Regions from separate parts of the Homo sapiens genome. Here region 2 is linked to region 1. Evidence: read pairs that join two places in POLR2A ChIA-PET (ENCODE). Cell type or tissue: OCI-LY7. All regions are shown on one strand. Each heading gives the region's core, and the rest is flanking DNA. Links, peaks and the distances in the headings are about the cores only. Region 1 overlaps DUSP22 (dual specificity phosphatase 22). Region 2 overlaps LINC03066 (long intergenic non-protein coding RNA 3066).

Region 1 (10,654 bases), core at 2,408-6,407:
TAATCAGAGCAAGGAACACGCTCTCCCACCCACACCTGCTGCCGCGAACCTCAGGCAGTGAGTGCCGCGGAGCACAGGAATGCAGCACGTCTCTAATATTAACTTGCTGCATAACAGAGGGGTGTCCCTCCTGGTGTTGAGGAGAAACAGAAGAGCCGCTGTTCTCATTTCTCTCCACTCTCCCACCCCGTGGACGTTCTTTCTGCCCTGAGCTCCCGTGGCACTCACCACGTCCAGCCTTTGCGTGTCTTGAGCCTCAGCCCTGCCCATGCAGAACTGGCCAGCCCTGGAGGGCAGCACCCTGCTCTGGGTCAGTGTTTGCCTCTTTCTCAAAACAGCTTCTAGAGTATGATCCCAGAGGGAGGATGTGGTGTTCGGCTGGAGGGATCATCCGTGCTGTTTAGAAAGGGCTTCCTAGATGCTGCAGATTGTGTCCAAGCCTGAAGACAAGCGGCAGTCTACAAAGCCTGTAACCCATCTGCAGCTGAGGGACCCATTCCATCACCAGCGAGGGGCTCCGAGAGCTCACTGGCTTAGCCAACTGCAAAACAGGCACAGTGTTCCCAGCAGCGCTTCGTGCCTCCCTAAGGAGGGAGCTGTGTTTAAGGCAGGCTGCCGCATCCTGCCGGGAAGGGGAGGCTGGCTCAGGGAGATAGGTACAGCACACAGCTTGAAGAGCAGTGTGGCCCTCTCCCTGCTGGTGCCTGGAGAGTCATCTGCCCTGGGCTTCCGCATCCTCGTGTGTGCAGTGCTGTACCTGCTGGTGCCTAGAGAGTCATCTGCCCTGGGCTTCTGCGTCCTGGTGTGTGCAGTGCTGTATCTGCTGGTGCCTGGAGAGTCATCTGCCCTGGGCTTCCGCGTCCTGGTGTGTGCAGTGCTATATCTGCTGGTGCCTGGAGAGTCATCTGCCCTGGGCTTCCGCGTCCTGGTGTGTGCAATGCTGTATCTGCGGGTGCCTGGAGAGTCATCTGCCCTGGGCTTCTGCATCCTGGTGTGTGCAGTGCTGTATCTGCTGGTGCCTGGAGTCATCTGCCCTGGGCTTCTGCGTCCTGGTGTGTGCAGTGCTGTACCTGCTGGTGCCTGGAGAGTCATCTGCCCTGGGCTTCCGTATCCTGGTGTGTGCAGTGCTGTATCTGCTGGTGCCTGGAGAGTCATCTGCCCTGGGCTTCCGCGTCCTGGTGTGTGCAATGCTGTATCTGCGGGTGCCTGGAGAGTCATCTGCCCTGGGCTTCTGCATCCTGGTGTGTGCAATGCTGTATCTGCTGGTGCCTGGAGTCATCTGCCCTGGGCTTCTGCATCCTCGTGTGTGCAGTGCTGTACCTGCTGGTGCCTGGAGTCATCTGCCCTGGGCTTCCGCATCCTCGTGTGTGCAGTGCTGTACCTGCTGGTGCCTGGAGAGTCATCTGCCCTGGGCTTCTGCGTTCTGGTGTGTGCAGTGCTGTATCTGCTGGTGCCTGGAGAGTCATCTGCCCTGGGCTTCCGCGTCCTGGTGTGTGCAATGCTGTATCTGCTGGTGTCTGGAGTCATCTTCCCTGGGCTTCTGCGTCCTGGTGTGTGCAGTGCTGTATCTGCTGGTGCCTGGAGAGTCATCTGCGCTGGGCTTCTGCGTCCTGGTGTGTGCAATGCTGTATCTGCTGGTGCCTGGAGAGTCATCTGCCCTGGGCTTCTGCGTTCTGGTGTGTGCAGTGCTGTATCTGCTGGTGCCTGGAGAGTCATCTGCCCTGGGCTTCCCCGTCCTGGTGTGTGCAATGCTGTATCTGCTGGTGCCTGGAGAGTCGTCTTCCCTCGGCTTCTGTGTCCTGGTGTGTGCAGTGCTGTATCTGCTGGTGCCTGGAGAGTCATCTGCCCTGGGCTTCTGCGTCCTGGTGTGTGCAATGCTGTATCTGCTGGTGCCTGGAGTCATCTTCCCTGGGCTTCTGCGTCCTGGTGTGTGCAGTGCTGTATCTGCTGGTGTCTGGAGAGTCATCTGCCCTGGGCTTCTGCGTTCTGGTGTGTGCAGTGCTGTATCTGCTGGTGCCTGGAGTCATCTGCCCTGGGCTTCCGCGTCCTGGTGTGTGCAGTGCTGTATCTGCTGGTGCCTGGAGTCATCTGCCCTGGGCTTCTGCGTCCTGGTGTCTGCAATGCTGTATCTGCGGGTGCCTGGAGAGTCATCTGCCCTGGGCTTCCGCGTCCTGGTGTGTGCAGTGCTGTATCTGCTGGTGCCTGGAGAGTCATCTGCCCTGGGCTTCTGCGTCCTGGTGTGTGCAGTGCTGTATCTGCTGGTAATTATGCAGATGGGATTGCCCTTGAGGGAGAGTCACTGGCAAATCCTGTCTACTACCATTTATTGAGCATCTACTGTGTTCTGGCACTGCACTTAGTATTTTTCACATGTCACATTGACTTTCCTTGTTTAAAGTCCTGTGTTCAAGGGAAATCCTTCTGTCCCTCTCTGCATCAGAGCAAAGGAGAATTGAGCACAGCTGCAGATTAAGAATGCTGCAATTCTAAGAAGGTGGTGTGCTGTATCAGATGTCATTTAAATGGAGAAGACAAATGGGATGTGCAAAACAAGCTGTCACCATCAGAATGACTTTGTGCAATGGGACTGTCTAGACCGAGGCTTGGCACGCTTTGGCTGTCAAGGCCCAGGGAATATTTGGGGCTTTGGGGACTTCTGCTGCAGCTACTGTAGCCTCCACCATGAGGTGAGGGGCCACAGACAATACGTGAATCAGTGGGCACAGCTGTGCCCCGTGAACATGGGCCCTAGTTCACCCACCCTGGGCTTCGCTGTTGGGCAGCAGGAGCATTACTGAGAGGAAACTAAGAGCTTCCAGGAGCCCAGCCAGGTCTGAATCTTGGGGCTGGGTAGCCCCCAGTTTAATGCAGCCCCAGAAATGCCCAGCATCTTTGCCTTGTCTTTGCCTGTCATGGTTTTCTGTGTGGGAGCGTGCACTCACCACGTCCAGCAGAGCCCCATTTACAGCTGGAGGAGAGTGAAGGTGGAGGCCGGCCCGCACTGGACGGTGACTCCAGGGCTACCTGCAGGTGCCGTGGCCAGCCTGGGAGCAGTGCTGTCAGGGCGCATTGGGTTGGTGGCCACATGTTTAAAATTCTGAAATGGCATGTCCCTCCTCATGCATTCCTTTCTTCATTTGGAACCGTTTACAGGAGAGAGGTGCCAGGAGACTGATAGATGATGACCACAGCCGTGGGAGTTCGAGGAATCTGGGGTCTAGTGAGAGAGACTGGCCCTTCACACGCAGTGCCAGTCCTCTGTGCCAGGGCCATGCGCCTGTGTGCTGCTGGTGGTGTGGGGGCCCAGCGTGGGGCTGAAGTCTGCTAAGGGGGAGGCCGAGGAGGTGAGGGAAGGCTCCACAGAGAGCCTGGTGGGTATGTCAGGGAGGTTTTACTGAGAAGAGCCACGCAGAAAGCCTATTCCAGAGAGAGAAAACCACAGGGACTTGGCAGGATGGCCGGGAGCAGGGAAGCACAGAACATGTGGGGAGACTAACAGCAGCCCAGGGTTGCTGGAGTTTGAGGAGCGAGGGGTGGTAGGAGGGAGAGATCATGGATGTGAGGTCAGGAAGGGGGTTGTGGACAGATGCTGAAGCACTGTGAAAATGGGTCTTCTCTACTTTGCAGACAGAGAGGAGCCACTGAATATTTTTCAGCAGCTGAGATGTGTGATCAGATAATGTTTGTAAGAGATAAATTTTTCCCTGGTGATACGTACAGAGAACACTCCTAGAATATCTGCTGCTGATTTCTAAGCAGCAGCTTTCACTCATGGCAGTTTTTTGAGATGGGTTGTTCAGGCTTCACCTTCATTAAGTAATACCACGGAATGCCTTGGTCCCAAGTGACTGCTGAAACTGGCCCAGTTTTCATGAGTCACAATTGTGTACATCAGCAAGTCCTGCAGCTGAACTGAAAGCACCCGGTAGGGCTTTCAGTGGTGAGACGGAGCTAGAGTGAATCTCCCTCACTGCCTTCCCATAACCCAGCCCGTACTGGCTGGAGGAAATCCAACATTCTGACCGTGCCCACTTTAGCCTTGCACTGAAATATCTTGAACAAAAATAAGCTTTTGAGTTCTCATCTGTTGATCTGACAAGTCAAATGCATGTCGGTTTTTGACTAACCTGAAAGAAGTCACAGGTGTTGGAGGTTTCTCATTTGCATGTTGTCTCACAGTATCAAACCAGAGGCTAAATCTTGTCTCTCCACTCTGACCTCCTGCTCCCTCCCCGCCCCATCAGTACCACAGAGTTCTTGGAAGTTATTATTTGTAGTACGGTTTCCTAAATTTAGCTGATGCAGGAAGAATCAGTGGCAAATGGGTGCTTTAAGAAAATACATCTTCAGTTTAGAACCTGGACTTAAAACATGAATAATGCAGCCTAACTAATGGAGCATATTTATCTGCCGTGGCGGCTTTCTGCAGTAATTTATTTGGGACTTTTGCTGTGATGCAAACAAAAAAGAGAGGAGAGGTCTTGTCTGCTGGACCTTGCCTATTTTTTGTGTTGACTTCCAGTACTTAGTCCATAGGCATACGTAAGTTTTTCCAGGTGTAATCTTCCTTGGGATGGGATTTCGAATTCTGCTTTTTCCCTTTAACCTTACATAATTTCTACAAATGTTATGGGCTATGTGAAAGTCATACCTGGAGGAGAAATAATCAAAATGCATGTGCCACGCACCGAGCTGGGCTGCCACACACGTAAATGAGCATTCTCTTATGCTTTCTGTGGAATAAAGACACCTTGCAAAGAGGAGACAGCTCATCAAACCTGCAGGGTGCCTCAAAAAGCAATTTCAGGTTCCTGATTGCCATCTCCTGGGTCTACGATCTTCAAGAGTGTGGCCAGACGGTTTTCACAGTTTGCTTGCTGTCAGGTTTATATGAAAGTGCAGCAGTCAGATTCATAGAGATAGAAAGGTGAAAGGTGGTTGTCAAGGGCTGCGAGGAATGAGGAGTTATTACTTAATAGGTGCAGAGTTTTACTTTAGGAGAATGAAAAAGTCCTGGAGACGGGTGAGGTGATGGCTGCACAACAGTGTGAATGTACTTAAGGCCACTGAACTGTACGCCTTAAATGGTTACGATGGTAAATCTTTGCTTTTTTTTGAGACAGAGTCTCGCTATATCCCAGACTGGAGTGCAGTGGTGTGATCTCGGCTCACTGCAACCTCCACCTCCTGGGTTCAAGCGATTCTCCTGCCTCAGCCTCCTGAGTAGCTGGGATTACAAGTGCATGCCACCACGCCTGGCTAATTTTTGTATTTTTTAGTAGAGACGGGGTTTTACCATGTTGGCCAGGCTGGTCTCGAACTCCTGACCTCGTGGCTCACCTGCCTTGCCCTCCCAAAGTGCTGGGATTGCAGGCATGAGCCACCATGCCCAGCCTACGATGATAAATCTTATGTGTATTTTACCACAAAATAGTATAGAGAGAGGCTGTCTCCAATGAGAGAGTCTTCTGCTGTGTGTGTTTCTCATCATAGTGTTACAAGCTGTGACCTTGCTTCTGATCAGGGGAGGAGTGGTTCAAATTTAAATTTGGCTTTTAATTCTTTTTTTTTTTTTCAGGGTCAGGCTTCTGGGAATGTGGTGAAAGTCGCTCTTGAGAGTTCGCTGGCTGGTTTCGCTCAGTTGTTAATTGTGGTGGAGGGTCAGTGTGAATACAGAGTGTGTGTACAGGGGCCACACAGGCCGGTGAAGCAGGGCACCCGGCACCTCCCTCATGGGACTCATTTTCAAATAACAGACACCATTGCTGGAGGAGGACCCCCCTGGGCTCACCATACCGTCACTGCTGCCGCACAGGCTGAGATGAGAAACCGGGGCTTCTAGTGGTGACATGTTTATTAGCAGCCAAAATGACGTTTCCATTGCGTGGTTTCCTGATCCTGGCCCTTAGGAACTTGCTCTCCCCCTCCTTGTGTTTTGAAGAGGCTCCTGCAGGGATCCAGTTCTGTCCTGTAACTGGTTTCTGTTGGCTTTGAGAGGAGAGAGACATGGCTTCTGAAGGGTTTATCTTCCTTGTGCAAAGCAGAATGTCAGCTGGGCTCTTGAGAAGACTCTCCTTCTTACAACGCCTCAGAAAGAAAAGAACAGTGAATGTTAGAAATCATGCTTGAAACAAGCGAGAGTTTGATCTCTTTCTTTACCAGTCGTGAAATCAGAACCTTGGCCCTGCTTTTCAGGGACCTGCCTCCGTATCGTTTTAAGTGTAATCTTTAGTTTCAGGCCCAAAGAAAGGTAAAAACCTTACTTTTGGTGGTTACTATACTTGTTGAAACAGAAAACTGAAAAGTATTTAGAACTTTTGAGAAGATGGACTCAGGCAGCTCTAAGCTCTGGTTTGAAGAGCCGCTGGAAAACCTTCTGAACTTTCTTCTCCTCCAAGTGACGTCTGTTGTTTCTTTCAAAACCTAAACACAAAACCTTCACTAGAAAGCTGTCCTTAGCAGATCCCCCATCTCTCCTGCCTCTTTGCAGCATCTTCCAAATTTTTACATCACGTGGTTTTATACCGGTTGTTCTATACTAATTGTTTTATACATGCTGCTTGGCGTTAGTAATATACGGTGTACACCTGGTCCCCTCAACACAGGTAGAGACTGTTCCTTACTTCTTCCCCCTTTTCCTCTCCTGGTACTCACTTCGTCATGTTACGCCACTTAAAATGCCATCATCGCTGCTCTTTCTTTGTCCTCATAGAAATCATGACGGTCTTGAAGCAAACACAGAGCCCATTTTTCTTAACTGAGCTTGTTTTTGTATTTCAGTGTACTCGAGATTGAAGCACCGTAACTTGACGTTTAATAGCCTCATAAAACTGTGATGTTAATTGGCTTTCCACCAATCCACTGTTTTGGAACATCGTGGAAAGTGCTGAATTCTTATTTATTTAGTGAGACTTTTATTGCTACAGGAAGACAACCCATTTTATCTTTACTTTTTCAAATATTAGAGGTAGTATGAGGGAGTGAATACCTTACAGCAAACACTGTACTAATGGAAACATTGCTGTTATCTTCATTACTTACAAATTTTTCAGATTGTTCTAGAATTTTTATTGCTTTTTTTTTAACCTCCAAGTTTGTTATACTTTCCATAATTTATCTAAACTTATCCTGTCCTTTATTTCTATTTCTGTAAACTTCAAAACCGGAGAGTGGTCCTGTCTTGAGGACCTATTTGGTGAAACCATCTATTCCACATCACATTAAAACATTTGCAGAACTTATTCATTAGTACTAGGATACTTTTAAGTGGGCCAGCTTTCTTGTGGCACTGGGGGACTCATGCTGCTTTCTGAATTAGTAATTAACTGTCATGAATTGTACACATGTGCAGGTATCTGAAGCTGTTCTAAGGTAACTCAAATTCTGTAGTCTGTGGCTTGGGAGAGACTTTTCATGCTTTGTTAATAACTAAACCAAGATAAATAGATGTTCTTAGGTGGCGAGCAGCTGAACCTTTTTGACAGTTTTGACTCCTTCCTTGACTGAGTTTGCATATTCTTATTGTGGATCACGCCGACTGGCTCTCAGCTGCGTCCTGTTGCAGTGGCCAGGAGGGACGCTGGTGTCCCTTGAGCATGTGTGGGTGGCTTGCTGTTTGCATGGTGTGGGCTGAAGCCCAGCTCTCGTTTCGTGGTCACTGGCACAAATGATGGTGCTTTACAGTATTTTTCTTTCCTTGCACTCATCTGGCAGTGTGATCTTTGTGTTCATTGTTCTCATCCTCTGTCTCATCACTCTGCAGACATTTCAGTGAGTGCCTGCTGTGTGCCGGGCACCCTTGCAGGGAAGCTTGTTATCATTGCTGTTGTCATTCTGTCTTCAACAGAATATAATCTTGACTCAGGTTTTCTATTTTTATCTGTCCTGCCTTAGCAGCAGGTGGTCCCCAAATTGTGGTTGGGAGCCATTTTGTTCCTCTTCAGAGGATTCACAGATGGGAGGCTGCAGCTCCACACGCCCACCCCAGCGACTGTGGGCAGGGGCCAGCATGGCCAAGAGCTGCCTCCTCATCCTGGTGGTTCCCAGATGGAGAGATAGCCTTTGCCGTCTTCCTGTGGGTAGATTCTCGTGCCCACCTGACAAGGTGCTCCTGCCTCATGGGACCAGCCTGAGTTGGTCCTTTTGCTCATCGGGTGCCACAAAGGGGAACACAACCACACATGGAGACTGCCCATAGGAAGCACAATACTGTCCAGTCCCACGGCTGGTATTTATAGCCAGCAAAGAGCTATTCAGCAGACCCTCTGTCCATTCTCTTCCTGTCCTTCTTTTTTTTTTTTTTTCTTTCCTCTTGATATATAGACTAGGCTGATTTTAGATTCTGCTGGAATAAAGTGGCTGTCAGTCAACATCTGGGGGACGCCGGCATTTCCATCTCGTCTTAAGCTTCCTTGCCAGATGGAAGTCGCTGACACTGAAGATGGCACTAGAAGGGAAGGTGGGAACTTGAGGCTCCTTCTGGTCTGTCTGGAGGTGCTGGTCTCCAAGGAGCGTGGAGGGAGAGTGTGGGAGGAAAGGATTTCACAAGCTTCTGGACTGATCGACTGCCAACTCTCACTTAAGAGTAAAAGGAAAGAAGTGAATGAGTCATTTCAATGGTGGCTGCAGGAGGTGATCAATGTATGTGCATCTATACCAACAAGCTTGTTTGGCCTCCACGAAGGAAAGGACTGAAATTACTTTTAACAATAATACTTCCTTTTCCGTTTGTTTTCCCTTGAAGTCCGAGCTGTAATACCACTCTAGGTTTGAAGATACTTTCAGTGTTCCCAGCAGAGCACAGCCCACAAGCCCAGGAGAAATGAGGACAGAGACAGGAGGAGGCAACTGGGGATAACAAAGTGAAGGCAAAGGAGGGAGAAGCTGCTGCCTCACTTTCCTCTTCCACCAGCAGATTCTAAATTAACCCTTGGCATGGTTGAAGCCCATTTGGTCTTAAGTGAGATGTTCCCATGTGGATAAACAGCAATAAAGTTCATCTCCTTCAAGACCCAAAAGGGCCTTTATTGGAAGGTGTAAAGATTGATTTAAAGCTGGAAACAAAATGTACAGAAACTGTGAGGGAGAAAACGTTTTTGATTCAAAGCATACAGAAACTGTGAGGGGAAAGATGTTTTTCTGACCCCTCATCATTGTGGATGAGGCAAGAGGGAATTCTCTCACTTAGGTGTTAGTTGCAGTGAACAGATCCTGCTCTGACTCAGTTTCAGCAGGAAACAGCTTTTACTAAGAGAGACTGAAAGCTCATGGTTCCCTCAGAATAGATGGAGAACAGGTTTTAGGCTGAAGTTCAGGAGTGATCCCCAGAAAACTGGCCCCAAGCTCAGCGCCCACTTTGCCCCGAGCCAGCCCACCCCTGCCCCACCTGCCCCGCAAAGAGCATGTGCTCTGCCCCCGCCCTGCGCCCACGAAGCCCACGTGTGCTTCCCGGATCCCACTCAGTAGCTGCCGATCCGACTCCTGAGGGCCAGGTGGGGAGTCCCTAATCGCGAGGGAGGTTGGGACATGAAGTGTGTCTGGTGCCTGTATTGGAAAAGTAGGACTCACAATGTCAGGGGCTATTAAAATGTGTAGGAGGTGTGGAAGGATTAGGGGCAGCTACACATTTAGTTGTCCCTATTGGCAAATACAGCACAGAAATTCCTAACAATAGGAGTTAATGGTAAAAGTTTAATTAAAAATGCAGAAATTATTTGTGACTAATTACTGAAGATGCGTTGCGTTGTAACTCCATCTTCTGAGAACCTGAGGTTGTCTGTGTCCCTCTTCTGCCTCTGTGCTTTTATTCTCCAAGGTTGGCTACTTCTCCAGTGTCTGATGTGTACCCCTAACATTGTCTGTGACACGGTGGCAAGATTCTGTGAGATTAGGCAATTAAGAGAGGAATAATTTAAAAATGATTCATCTAATTCTTCATCAGGCCATAATCTCTTACAAAGAGAATATCAGATTTTTATGTTTTGTGTTTCTACTTGACAGAGCTTTTGAAACATTCTTTCAGTCCCTCCGAAAGAGAAACAGCCATTTTTTTTTTTAAATAAATCTCACATTTAGCATGCCTGTTGTAGCATGGATTTACATAAACCTTTTTCTGAGTTTTATAGAGGAGTATATGAAGTTTATTTTTTTCAAATTTGGCCATTCTTTAAAAAAGAAAAAAGTATTTTTGTTTGATATATAAACCTTTATTGTCCTGAAAAGCAAGCAAAATAAAACAAATTATCCCCAGGGTAAAGCTCGTATTGGTGCGTCAGTGAAATTGTAGCTGTCATGGTACTAAAATTGATGTAGAAAGCTGTAATGTGACATTATAGTTTTCACTCTTGTTAAGGTTTTTACTTACGAACAGTGCTTCCTTTTTGAACATTCAGAATCCTAAATGAAATATATAAAAAATTTGGAATATATAAACTAACATCTGAGATGCTGGTTTTGAAAGTAGTTGAAACTTACTGAAAAGTACTCAACTATTTCACTTTTTTGATGTGCCCTTTGAATTTTGCCTAAACCTACAGGCTGTTTGCAAACCAAAGCAGGATTATTTGTACGCATGGTCACGGAAAATAACCAGGAACTTTAATTAGTTTTTCTGCAGTTCCTTGGCAACAAAAGATGAGTGAAAAACTTCTCCTTT
Region 2 (10,654 bases), core at 3,196-7,195, 130 kb before region 1:
CAGGGAAAGGGAATTCAACGTAAAGGGGCCCTTTGCAAAACATACCTTGCAGATGGACCCATCAGAACTGCCTAGGTCTTCCATTTGGGGGCCGGTTCCCAGGCTGACAGATCTGTGACTCTGTAAATGAGTAAGAACCTGAATGTGTCACAGAAAATTCTTCCTGGTCCATAGACTGAATGAAGCAAATGTGAGGTGTGGTTGATCATCATGAAGTTTCTAAGAGTAAAAGAGAGAAAGCAAAAAAGTACATCTTGTTCTCTTCAGCTCAGTGGCTGGATTTAAATTCAGTCTCCACATAAAACTTCAGAAACGGCCCCTGCCCTAGGACAATGGCCAAAATAACAAATAGCTGAAAATCTCCTTTCACTCTGAAGGCCAGTCCTTTCCCCCTGGGCAGCCCCCTCTCCTTCGGAGTGGGGAGGCAAACCTCCCGGTTGGACTGGAACTCCCGGGGCGTTCAACAGCAACGGGGCGGCCTGCTCCCACTTGCTTTGTCCCCAGGGTTTCAACCCTCTCAACAGTTTCTTCTCGTTGCTTCTGTGACTGTTTTTTTTGTTTTTTTTTCTGCCCTGTCCTACCTCTGTGACTGTTTTCTGCCACCTTTGTTAATCCTTCCCCTTGCCAGCTCCAATTTTAAGTGTCCCCTGAGACTGGTAACTCACTGCTTTGTGCCAGGAGGTTCCTTGGCTCCAATCAGGGGTTCCTGACAACTCCCACATTCCAAGCTGGACCCCTCCTCAGCAGGTCCCACCCCACACAAGCTCTCTTCTTCAAACCGGCTGGCTTCCCCAGCCCCTAGCCCTCTGAGGCCATCACCCTTTCATAGGCATCTGTGTGTGTTTGTCAGAGCTGTAAAGAACCACAAACCAGGGGGCCTAAGATCTCGGAAACTTTATACTTTCACGGTTCTGGAGGCAAGAAGTTTGCGAGCAAGGTGCTGGCGGAGTTGGAGCCTCTGAGGGCTTCTAGTGGTTTGCTAGCCATCTTTGTGTTTGCCATCTCTGCCTTCATCTTCACATGTTCTCCGTGTGTGTCCATGTCTCCAAATTTCTCCTTTCCGTAAGGACACCAGTCATATTGGATTAAGGCCCACCCTAACGCTTCATTTTTACTTGATTACTTCTGTAAAGACACTGTCTCCAAATAAGGTCACATTTTCAAGAACTGCTTTGAACTTCAACATAGAAACTTTCTTTTTCGAGGAAAAGAGAATCAGGATTCAACCCAGAACAACACCCAAGCAAGAAGCCTGAGACAGAGCTTTGTGTCTTCCTGCTCCCTAATGCCAGCCTTAGCCAAGCCTCCCTGTATCTCCCACGCCCACTCCCCAGCCTGCACCTTCACCTCCAGGGGGCCTCTGTCTACTGACCTGTCTTTCCCCAGCCAATCCTCTGCAAAGTGCTGCAGTCCCCAAACCATAAAGAACCAGTTTTGTTACATTGCTATGGTTGCTCAAGGACAGACATTGGCTCCCTAGCACTGTGGAAGGCAAGTCAGAAGCCTCTGCCTCCCCTGAACCCCTCCCGTCCTACCTGGGAGGGAACCACACTCAGGAGCTAGACAGTTCTCAGGAGCCTCATGGCAACTGCTCACATCTGAGTCCCAGCTGGAGTTCAACCTAAGTCTCCCTTCTTCAGTGACACCCTCCTGATGCTTAACTGTGCTTTCTTAGAGCTTTACCAGCGCTGCAACAGAGGCCTGATAGCTCTGTGCTTAGTGATTTTGCTGTCTCGTGCCTCGGGGCTGTGACTGGGCTTCCCTGTGTCCTGGTCCTCGCCCAGCACACGACTGAGATGGACAGGAGGTTAATACATGAGCGTTGAATCAGCGGAAGATCTGGGGACCAACTCAATGATTACAGAGTGAATGATGGTGCCAAGGCCAGGGCTCTGAACCCGCAGGGAACTTGCTCACTGTTTGTTTGTGTGGCTGCACCCTGCCTCCCCCTTCCTTGGGGGTCTGAGATGCCACAATCACCTTCTCTGGTTCACTAGAACAGAAAAGGGGCCCAGAAGCCCCCATGACATCACACACCCCCCTCATGCCCTGAGGCCCAAAGTTCTTTTCAGAGAAGTGTTGTGTTGTTGAGCTCCACCTCCACAGGAGTGATTGAGCTCTTCAGGGAGGGCTGGGGGCAGCCATCAGGTGCCTGGGTGTGTTTGGTCATGATCCCTGGATAGGGACCCACCTGTGCCTCCCCACCCAACAAGGGAATGATTCATTGTCTCAAAGTGCCGCGGGAGGGCAAGGACTTAGCCCCAGCCAGAGTGCAGTGTGGTGTGAAAACTGGCTCAGGAGCACCATAACCTATGAGCTTCCTGATTTCCTTTAGCAATGGAAGGTCATTGGCCAAAGGGTGACCTCAAGGTCAGAGGTTGTTGTCTGTACAAGTACCGTCTGCAGCAGCCTCAGACAGAGGCCATTTCTGCTTGGACACCTGCAGCCCTTGGTGGCCCAGAGATGCTGCCTTGAAGTGAAAATGCAAAGCGATTTGAAGTCCCCAGAAGACAGAGGGGTGCTGGCCTCACTTGGCTCATAATGAAGCCCCGGATTGCGTGCTGGGGCTGGAGAAGCCACAGGAGCTGTTGCCGCTGGGGCCTGGGCAGAGGGCAGCAGGAAGGTACAGGGCTGTCCCTGCATGAGGAACTCACCGAGACCTGTACTTGTGTGACGGATGGTTCATACAAGTATTGAAGGTCCACATCACCAGCATCGGCCAGCTCAAAGACCAGCATGGGTGGAGGACCAGCCTCCAGCCAGTCAGCTCCAGGAGACACGCCTGGCCAGGACCAGCTACAGGATTTGCAGGCCCCATTGCAAGATGAAAATGAGGGATCCATGGTTCAAAAATGACTAAGAATGTCAATCCAGTGACAGCAGAGCAAGCGTGGGCCCTTCTGAGTGCAGGGACAGCCTGGGTGTCACCCCACGAAGCCAGCCCCAGACCCCACATGTGGAGGAACTCACTGCTCAACCTAAACCGTCTGCTGAGGGAGGCCCAGTCACACCCGGGCTTTCCCGCAGCCTCTTCCAGTGGGATTCCCACAACACCCTTCCTCCCGGAAGCGCCCTGCCTTCCTCTGGAAAGGGGCCTGGGATGTTCCCTTAGAATAACCTATCGAGTGAGCATTTGGCAAATGGGCTCTGTATTTGTGTTATATGGAACAATAAAAATGTTCTTGGGAAGAAACTTGAACTCCAGAGCTCACCTCCTGCTTGAAACAAGTGACGTCTCCTGCAGCTAAGTAAGTGAGAGTCATGTGGGGTTGGGAGCCAGCGCTTTGAGGCCAGGACAGGGGCTGGGAGAAAAGTGGCCCAGGCCGGGTGCCATGGCTCACGCCTGTAATCCCAGCACTCTGGGAGGCCAAGGCAGGCGGATAACGAGGTCAGGAGATCAAGACCATCCTGGCCAACATGGTGAAACCCCGTCTCTACTAAAAATACAAAAATTAGCTGGGCATGGTGGCACATGCCTGTAATCCCAGCTACTTGGGAGGCTGAGGCAGAAGAATAGCTTGAAGCAGGGAGTCGGAGGTTGCAGTGATCCAAGATCGTGCCACTGCACTCCAGCCTGCGTGACAGCAAGACTCTGTCAGGGAAAATAAAAAAAAAAAAGTGGCCCAATGAGCACAGGTCCGCAGCTGAACACAAGGAAGTAGGATTCAGAGAAAGACAGGGGAAGTGAGTTTGCTAGGAGGAAGAAAAGACAGACCTCAGGACCCAAGGACTCAAGGTGAGCATCAATCTCACTGTTCTCGGTAGGGTGGGATGGTGGTGGTCACATAGAATGGGGGGGAACTCGACAATCACTGGGAGACAGTGCTGACCAAATGAACCAATGAACTGTGTAGCCAAGGAACACTACTGTGTGTGTGTATGTGTGTGTCACGTGTGTGTCATGTGTATGTGTGTGTTGTGTGTATGTGTCGTGTGTATGTGTGTCACGTGTGTGTCGTGTGTGTATGTGTGTCATGTGTGTATGTGTGTGTCGTGTGTGTGTGTACAGAATCTGATGCTTTTATAATGAAGGATGGCTGAAGACTAGGAGAGATGGTGGCAGGATGGCATCAGGGTTGTTTGCTCTGGTTTTAGAGCCAGGCTGCTTAACTCAAGTCTGAGCATAGTCATTTTCTAGCTGGGTGACCTTGGCAAAATTCTGGGCCTTGGTTTCTTCATCTGTAATATGGGAATAGTAGTAATAGCCATATTTTAGGGTTGTGTGTGAGGATTAAATGAATTAATACATGTGCTTTGGTGCCTGGAATGTACTAAATACTCCAGAGATATCACCAATGATGATTTGTTAAGCCGTAGTTACTGCAGGACCTGAATCCTGAGACACATGACTGTCTGAGAGCTCTGGGGGTGGAAGGATTACACAACTGTGCTGGTAATTGCTACCTTTTGAGTGTTAAGTGTGCACCTTGGGGCATTCCCACTGACAAGGGACTCCCACGCACAGAGTCCATTTCCCTAGAACGTTATAATCAGTCTTCCAGATCCTTGGCCACTCAGAGGAGCACCTCGCACGTTTCAAAAGGTAACTTCCTGAATACACATCTGCTGGGTTTTCCTTCCTCCAGCTCTTCTCTGTTTCATTTTTCTCATCTTACTTTAAGCCTCTTGAGCAGATTAACAAGGCTGAGAAAATTCCCCCGGTCCTTTTTAGCTGCAACATGATTCAGCATACTTCTGATCATCCTCTTAGGCTGATATGTGGGTTTTCTTGACATTTTTAGGGACCTAGTTTGATGTGTTTGTCCTGTGAGACTCACTGTGACACCGGAAATAGACCCTGTGATTAACTACAGTGTTGTGCTTTTTTTTTTTTTCTAAAGCCACAGTCATATTACCGGGTATGTGTCATTTATCAGATATTTTTGGGGTACTATGTTGCACCTTATTATCTAAAAGCCAGGATTCAGAGGATGTATAACTCTCATAAGAACAGTGAGTTGGATACTGAGAGAAGATGTTCAAGATCAGAAAGCAACTCAGAGATAAAATTGAGATTTGATTTCCTAAATTCTAACGTACTTAATTTCACAAAAGAACAAAATACCAGCAAATACACAACTGCCCAGCGACTTTGTTGTAGTGAAATTAAAACCCACAGATGGTCGGGCGCGATGGCTCATGCCTGTAATCCCAGCACTTTGGGAGGCCGAGGCAGGTGGATCACATGAGGTCAGGAGTTTAAGACCAGCCTAATCAATATGGCGAAACCCCATCTCTACTAAAAATATAAAAATTAGCCAGGCGTGGTGACGCACACATGTAATCCCAGCTACTCGGGAGGCTGAGGCAGGAGAATTGCTTGAACCTGGGAGGCAGAGGTTGCAGTGAACTGAGATCGTGCCACTGCACTCCCGCCTGGGTGACAGAGCGAGACTCTGTCTCAAAAAAAAAAAAAAACACCCACAGATTACCAGAACCACACTCTTGCTCTGTGATGTGTGGGGCAGATGCATAGCTGAGCCTTTCTCGGATGGCTGGCGTGGGAGGAGAAGCGATCCACTGGCCCTGGATAATGGTTGATGGTGCTTTGTTTTGTGTATTGCTTCCTTCTATAAGGGCGGTCAGGGTCTCAATGGGAAAGAGGAACAAGGAACGTTAGAGAGATAATCGTTCCTAGAAACACGAAGAGGGGCCGAGAATTAGAGGACAAGAAGGAATGAATGTCAATGTTGTTAGGGACAATTAGGAAATGTCATACTATCTGCAAATACCGGATGTCTGAAATATTTTAGCAAAACTGAAATAAATAGATTAGAAGAATAAAGTTGGAGGACGCATGCTGCCTGATTTCAAGGATGACTATAAAGCTACAGTAAAAAAGACCATGTGGTATTCACCTAAACATAGACAAATAGATCAGTGGGTTAGAAAAGAGTCCAGAAACAGCCCATACCAATATGGTGTATTGACTTTTAGCGCAGGTGCATAAACAATTTGATGGAGAAAGGGGAGTCTGTTCAGCAGATGGTGCTGGGCAATTGTAGATCCACATGCAAAAGGAGATGAACTCAGCAGGTACCTCATACCTGATACCAAAGATAATTCAAGCTGGATTACAGACCTAAAGATACAATATAAACTACAGAGCTGGAGAAGAAAACATCGCAGCTGTTAGGAATGGGTATTTGTCTTTGTAGTGTTCCATTCATATCAAATCATGTCATGCTGTATAAGTTGTGTCTGTAACCAGCTTTTTGCCACTTAGCATTGCATTTTTCCAGGTCGTTAATGTTCCTCCTGCCCCTTCACTGATGCTGACTGTGCCAGGCCATCCTCTGAGCTCTGATCTAGAGGAGCGCTGTAAGGCAGAGGCTGCATAAAGAACCTGGCCTCCATGAGTAGGAATCCAGAAACACACTTGGCAGTCCAGCCCATCTCTCCCATGGGGTGGCCTTGGGATAAAGAGCATGGGCCCTTCTGCAGTGACAAAACTCAGAACTGTTGGAAAGTCATGGACCTCACAGAATCCTGAAAACAAAAAGAGAGCTGTGCTTCATGAGTCACCTCTGACTTCAAGAGGAGCTGTCTTTTCCCTTGGCCCCATTGCACGTGTTTTCCAGAACCACAACACCCTGCGATGTCTGTATCTGTGCCTGTCACTGTCTTATTTAAGAAAACCCCAAACCACATGAATTGTGATAAACAAAAGTATTTTGAATTCCACCCTTTAGGCTTATTATGACATAAAAAATCATGCCCTGGATGTAAGTGGGCTGACACTGCTGAATTCATGATAGGAAATGGTCATCTGACTTCCTTCTGGAGGAGAGGCCTGAGAGGGAGGGAGTGCTTTGACCGGAGTCCAGGGAGCACTGAGATATATTTAGCCTCTCATAAGCATGGGCTGCCAAGGTTAAGTCAGACCAGTTCTACTCCTCTGTGTGTCCTAGGACATCACTTGATCTATATTTCCTGTCTCAGTTTATCCTGAATGTAAGATTTACTCCAAGAGGGCAGGAGCTGGGCCACATCTGTTTCATTTTCATTTTCTTCTGTATTCCAAATATCAAGCACAATGCCTGGCATCCCACAGGCATGAAATAAAAATGTATTGAATGTCAGTGAATGAATGAATAATGTATGGATAGATGGATGGATAAAATGGAAGGGTGAATAGGTAGATTGGTGGGTGGATGAATGGATTGGTGGATGGTTGGATGGATGGATGGATGGATGGATGGATGGATGGATGGATATGATATATGGATGAATAAGATCGGTGGATGGATGGGAGAATGGATGGATGAATGCATGGATGGATGGATGGATGCATGGGAGGATAGATGGATGAATACATGGATGAATGCATGGATGGATGGATGCATGGGAGGATAGATGGATGAATACATGGATTGATGGACAAATGGATGGATGGATAGATGGAAGGGTGGATGGGTGAATGGGTAGATGGACGGATGATTGGATGGGTGGATGGATGTGAGGATGGATAAGATGAGATGAGATGGTATGACTTTTTGTTGGTTCTGTAGTTCAATTAGTTCAATTAGGGTGCTTTTTTTTTTTTGAGACGGAGTCCCGCTCTGTTGCCCAGGTTAGAGTGCAGTGGCACGATCTCAACTCACTGCAAACTCCATCTCCCAGGTTCCAGTGATTCTCCTGTCTCAGCCTCTTGAGTAGCTGGGACTACAGGTGCCTACCACCACACCTGGCTAATTTTTGTATTTTTAACAGAGACGGGGTTTCACCATGTTGGCCAGACTGGTCTCGAGCTCCTGACCAAAGGTGATCTGCCTGCCTCAGCTTCCCAAAGTGCTGGGATTACAAGCATGAACGACTGTGCCTGGCCTTGGTGTTTTATTGAAGCGATGAACTCAGGTTTTTTTCTCACACATTCCACACATCAGGCTTCTGTTTAGACGATGTTTGATCTTAGTCATGAGAAGAACCAGGTAATGGGCCCTCCTCTTATTTATCTTTATTCTTTGTAAAACCCCCAAAGTTGCTCATTAACAACAACAACAACAAAAAGAAAACCCAAAAACATACTCAAAAAACCCTGCAGGGGCCTCCATCTTGGTGGGATTCATCTACCAAGCAATCTGCATTTGTCCATCAGGGTCACACATAAATGTCCTTGGGCCAGGGTCTGGCATGGGCCTCCCACATTTGAGCCCCGACAGGATGTGATTCCATCCCCCCTGCAAGGCTCCAGCACCCATTTACCCCAGGGGCCTAGTGAGCAGCCTTCTTCCTCACAAACGAGCCTGTGGGCCTGTCCCCTTGCATAGCTGCGGGTTTGCTCTTTTTCTCACATAGAGAAAAATATATAAAGAATGAAAGCCAAAGAAAGTAAGCTGTAGGGTCATTTCATGATAAATGAGATAGGGCTCCTTTTGAGCTTTTTAGAAAGTTGAAGGGCAGATACATTGGCTCATGCTTGTAATCCCAGCACTTTGAGAGGCCAAGGCGGGTGGATTACCTGAGGTCAGGAATTTAAGACCAGCCTGGCCAACATGGTGAAACCCTGTGTCTACTAAAAATATAACACTTAGCCAGGCATGGTGGCAGGTGCCTGTAATCTCAGCTACTCAGGAGGCTGAGGCAGGAGAATCACTTGAACCGGGGAGGTGGAGGTTGTAGTGAGCCGAGATTGCACTATTGCACTCCAGCCTGGGCAACAAGAACAAAACTGTGTCTCAAAAACAAAAAAGAAAAAAGAAAGAAAGTTGAGACCATGCAGAACTCTCGTTACCATCTGGGCGTTTCCAGCGTCGAAGGATCCGGCACTATCAGAACTCTCGTTACCATCTGGGCGTTTCCAGCGTTGAAGGATCCCGCATTATCAGCCATGAACACTTAAGACATGCCTGGTTTTAGTTCAACTCAATAAAAGTTTCTTGAGGGCCGAATGTGGAGACGCCATGAATTCTTGCTTAAAGGGAGTTTGCCATTTAGACAAAGAGAAATAAGGGTGGGACTGGAGGAGAACACAGGCAGAATACAGTCAGGAGGCGAGGTGAGCCCTAGTCCAGGAGGAGGGGTCCTCGGCCTCTGCTTCCAGGTGGAGTACATCCAGCAGCCCCTGAAGCTCATCTCTCTAGAAAGGGGGAAGTTCAAAACATGGAAAAGGTAATGGTATCACACAGAACTCACAAACATGTGTCAGAAATTGTTAATATAATGAATTGGAATGGCCTACAAAAAAAAAATTTCAGGGAGGATGTTAAGTGGCAATTTCAAGTATTTGAAACTCAGTTACAAATTCAGGAGTAAAAGAGCTTTGAATAGAAAAATAGATGCAACAGGGCCCGGTGTGGTGGCTCATGCCTGTAATCCCAGCACTTTGGGAGGCTGAGGTGGGTGGATCACGAGGTCAAGAGATTGAGGCCATCCTAGCCAACATGGTGAAACTCCGTCTCTACTAAAAATACAAAAATTAGCTGGGTGTGGTGGCGCGTGCCTGTAGTCCCAGCTACTCAGGAGGCTGAGGCAGAATTGCTTGAACCCAGGAGGTGGATGTTGCAGTGAACCGAGATCCCACCACTGCCCTCCAACCTGGTAACAGAGCAAGACTGTCTCAAAAAGAAAAAAGGAAAAGAAAAAAGAAAAATAGATGGAACAAAGTGTGGACACTGCTCCTCAGCCAGTCCTGCCTTCACTCAGAATCTATTTACTGTGTGCACGGTTCTAGCAAGCTCAAGATTCCTGCTGACTAGCCAAACGCCAGTGGAAGATAATTAAAAAGAAGGCTGCTAGAGATGCAAATGCTGAATTTAGGGGGAAAAAGGAGGCAGCTGAAAGTGAGGACCTACATAAAAACAATTTTTAAAGATTAGGCATAAGAACTAAAAAAGTGGCCAGGCGTGGTGGCTCATGCCTGTAATCCCAGCACTTTGGGAGGCCGAGGTGGGTGGATCATCTGAGGTCAGGAGTTCAAGACCAGCCTGGCCAACATGGTAAGACCCTGTCTCTACTAAAAATACAAAAATTAGCTGGGCATGGTGGTGCGTGCCTGTAATCCCAGCTACTCAGGAGGCTGAGACAGGAGAATAACTTGAACCCAGGAGGTGGAGGATGCAGCAGTGAGCCAAGATCGTGCCACTGCACTTCAGCCTGGGCGACAGAGCAAGACTGTCTCAAAAAAAACCTCAAAAGACTGAACAGTCTAAGGCGATGAACTATGAACTATTCACACAGCTGATCCTATACCTTCCTGGCCCCTATGTCATTAAAATACAGTACACTTCAAACATTACCCAATTTCCTAATATGAGGCATTCTATATGTAACTTATAAGCTAGGTACTTGTAATTCTCCATAATTTTCTCTTAGATATAATAATAGAAGTAATGGTTTTGTTTTCAGATCAGCACATAAGAGCCATTGACCTCTATAATACAACTGCACTATTTATAAGTTTCAGAAAACAATTCTGGAACCACGGTGTCCTTTTAAACATATGAAAGCCATATGGCAATTCTAATGAGATAGGCCCACAGCTGACGGTGTTCCCTGAGCTGCTGTCTGGTCCAGAGCCCATGCACACAGGTGGAGACTGACTCTCCCTTAGGACCACTGCCTTTGCCTGGTTTCCTATGCAGATGATGGCAGTCTGGACACAGGGAGAAACACAGGCTGGGAATGCTTCGTGGGAAAGGATGGAGGGCTAGCA

Evidence for each region. ChIA-PET counts read pairs that join two places held together with the same protein. Peaks named below come from ENCODE experiments on the same cell type or tissue, not always from the same donor. Only the 100,000 strongest peaks of a DNase experiment are listed, where the experiment ranks them.
Region 2: POLR2A ChIA-PET joins it to region 1 with 5 read pairs; 4 of 35 experiments call an interaction of 5 or more read pairs at or near these places.

What each region holds. Positions count from the first base shown.
Region 1 is chr6:324,357-335,010 of GRCh38, forward strand. The region is part of intron 3 of DUSP22 (dual specificity phosphatase 22); the gene reads left to right. Among named protein-coding and RNA genes, the nearest start is that of DUSP22, 37 kb to the left of the region's middle. RefSeq lists enhancers at 1-510, 4,368-4,427, 5,187-6,386, 7,213-7,322, 7,803-7,882 and 1 more. In OCI-LY7, for the core only: a CTCF peak has its summit at 5,891; DNase peaks (open chromatin) are centred at 3,985, 4,805 and 5,865; H3K4me3 peaks cover 2,318 bases; H3K27ac peaks cover 4,000 bases.
Region 2 is chr6:189,431-200,084 of GRCh38, forward strand. LINC03066 (long intergenic non-protein coding RNA 3066) reads right to left here. Exons shown (of 8, transcript NR_126020.1): 2 at 8,735-9,079; 3 at 46-219. Among named protein-coding and RNA genes, the nearest start is that of LINC03066, 11 kb to the right of the region's middle. RefSeq lists an enhancer at 4,535-4,604. In OCI-LY7, for the core only: no CTCF peak of the experiment used is centred there; a DNase peak (open chromatin) is centred at 4,781; H3K4me3 peaks cover 878 bases; H3K27ac peaks cover 1,525 bases.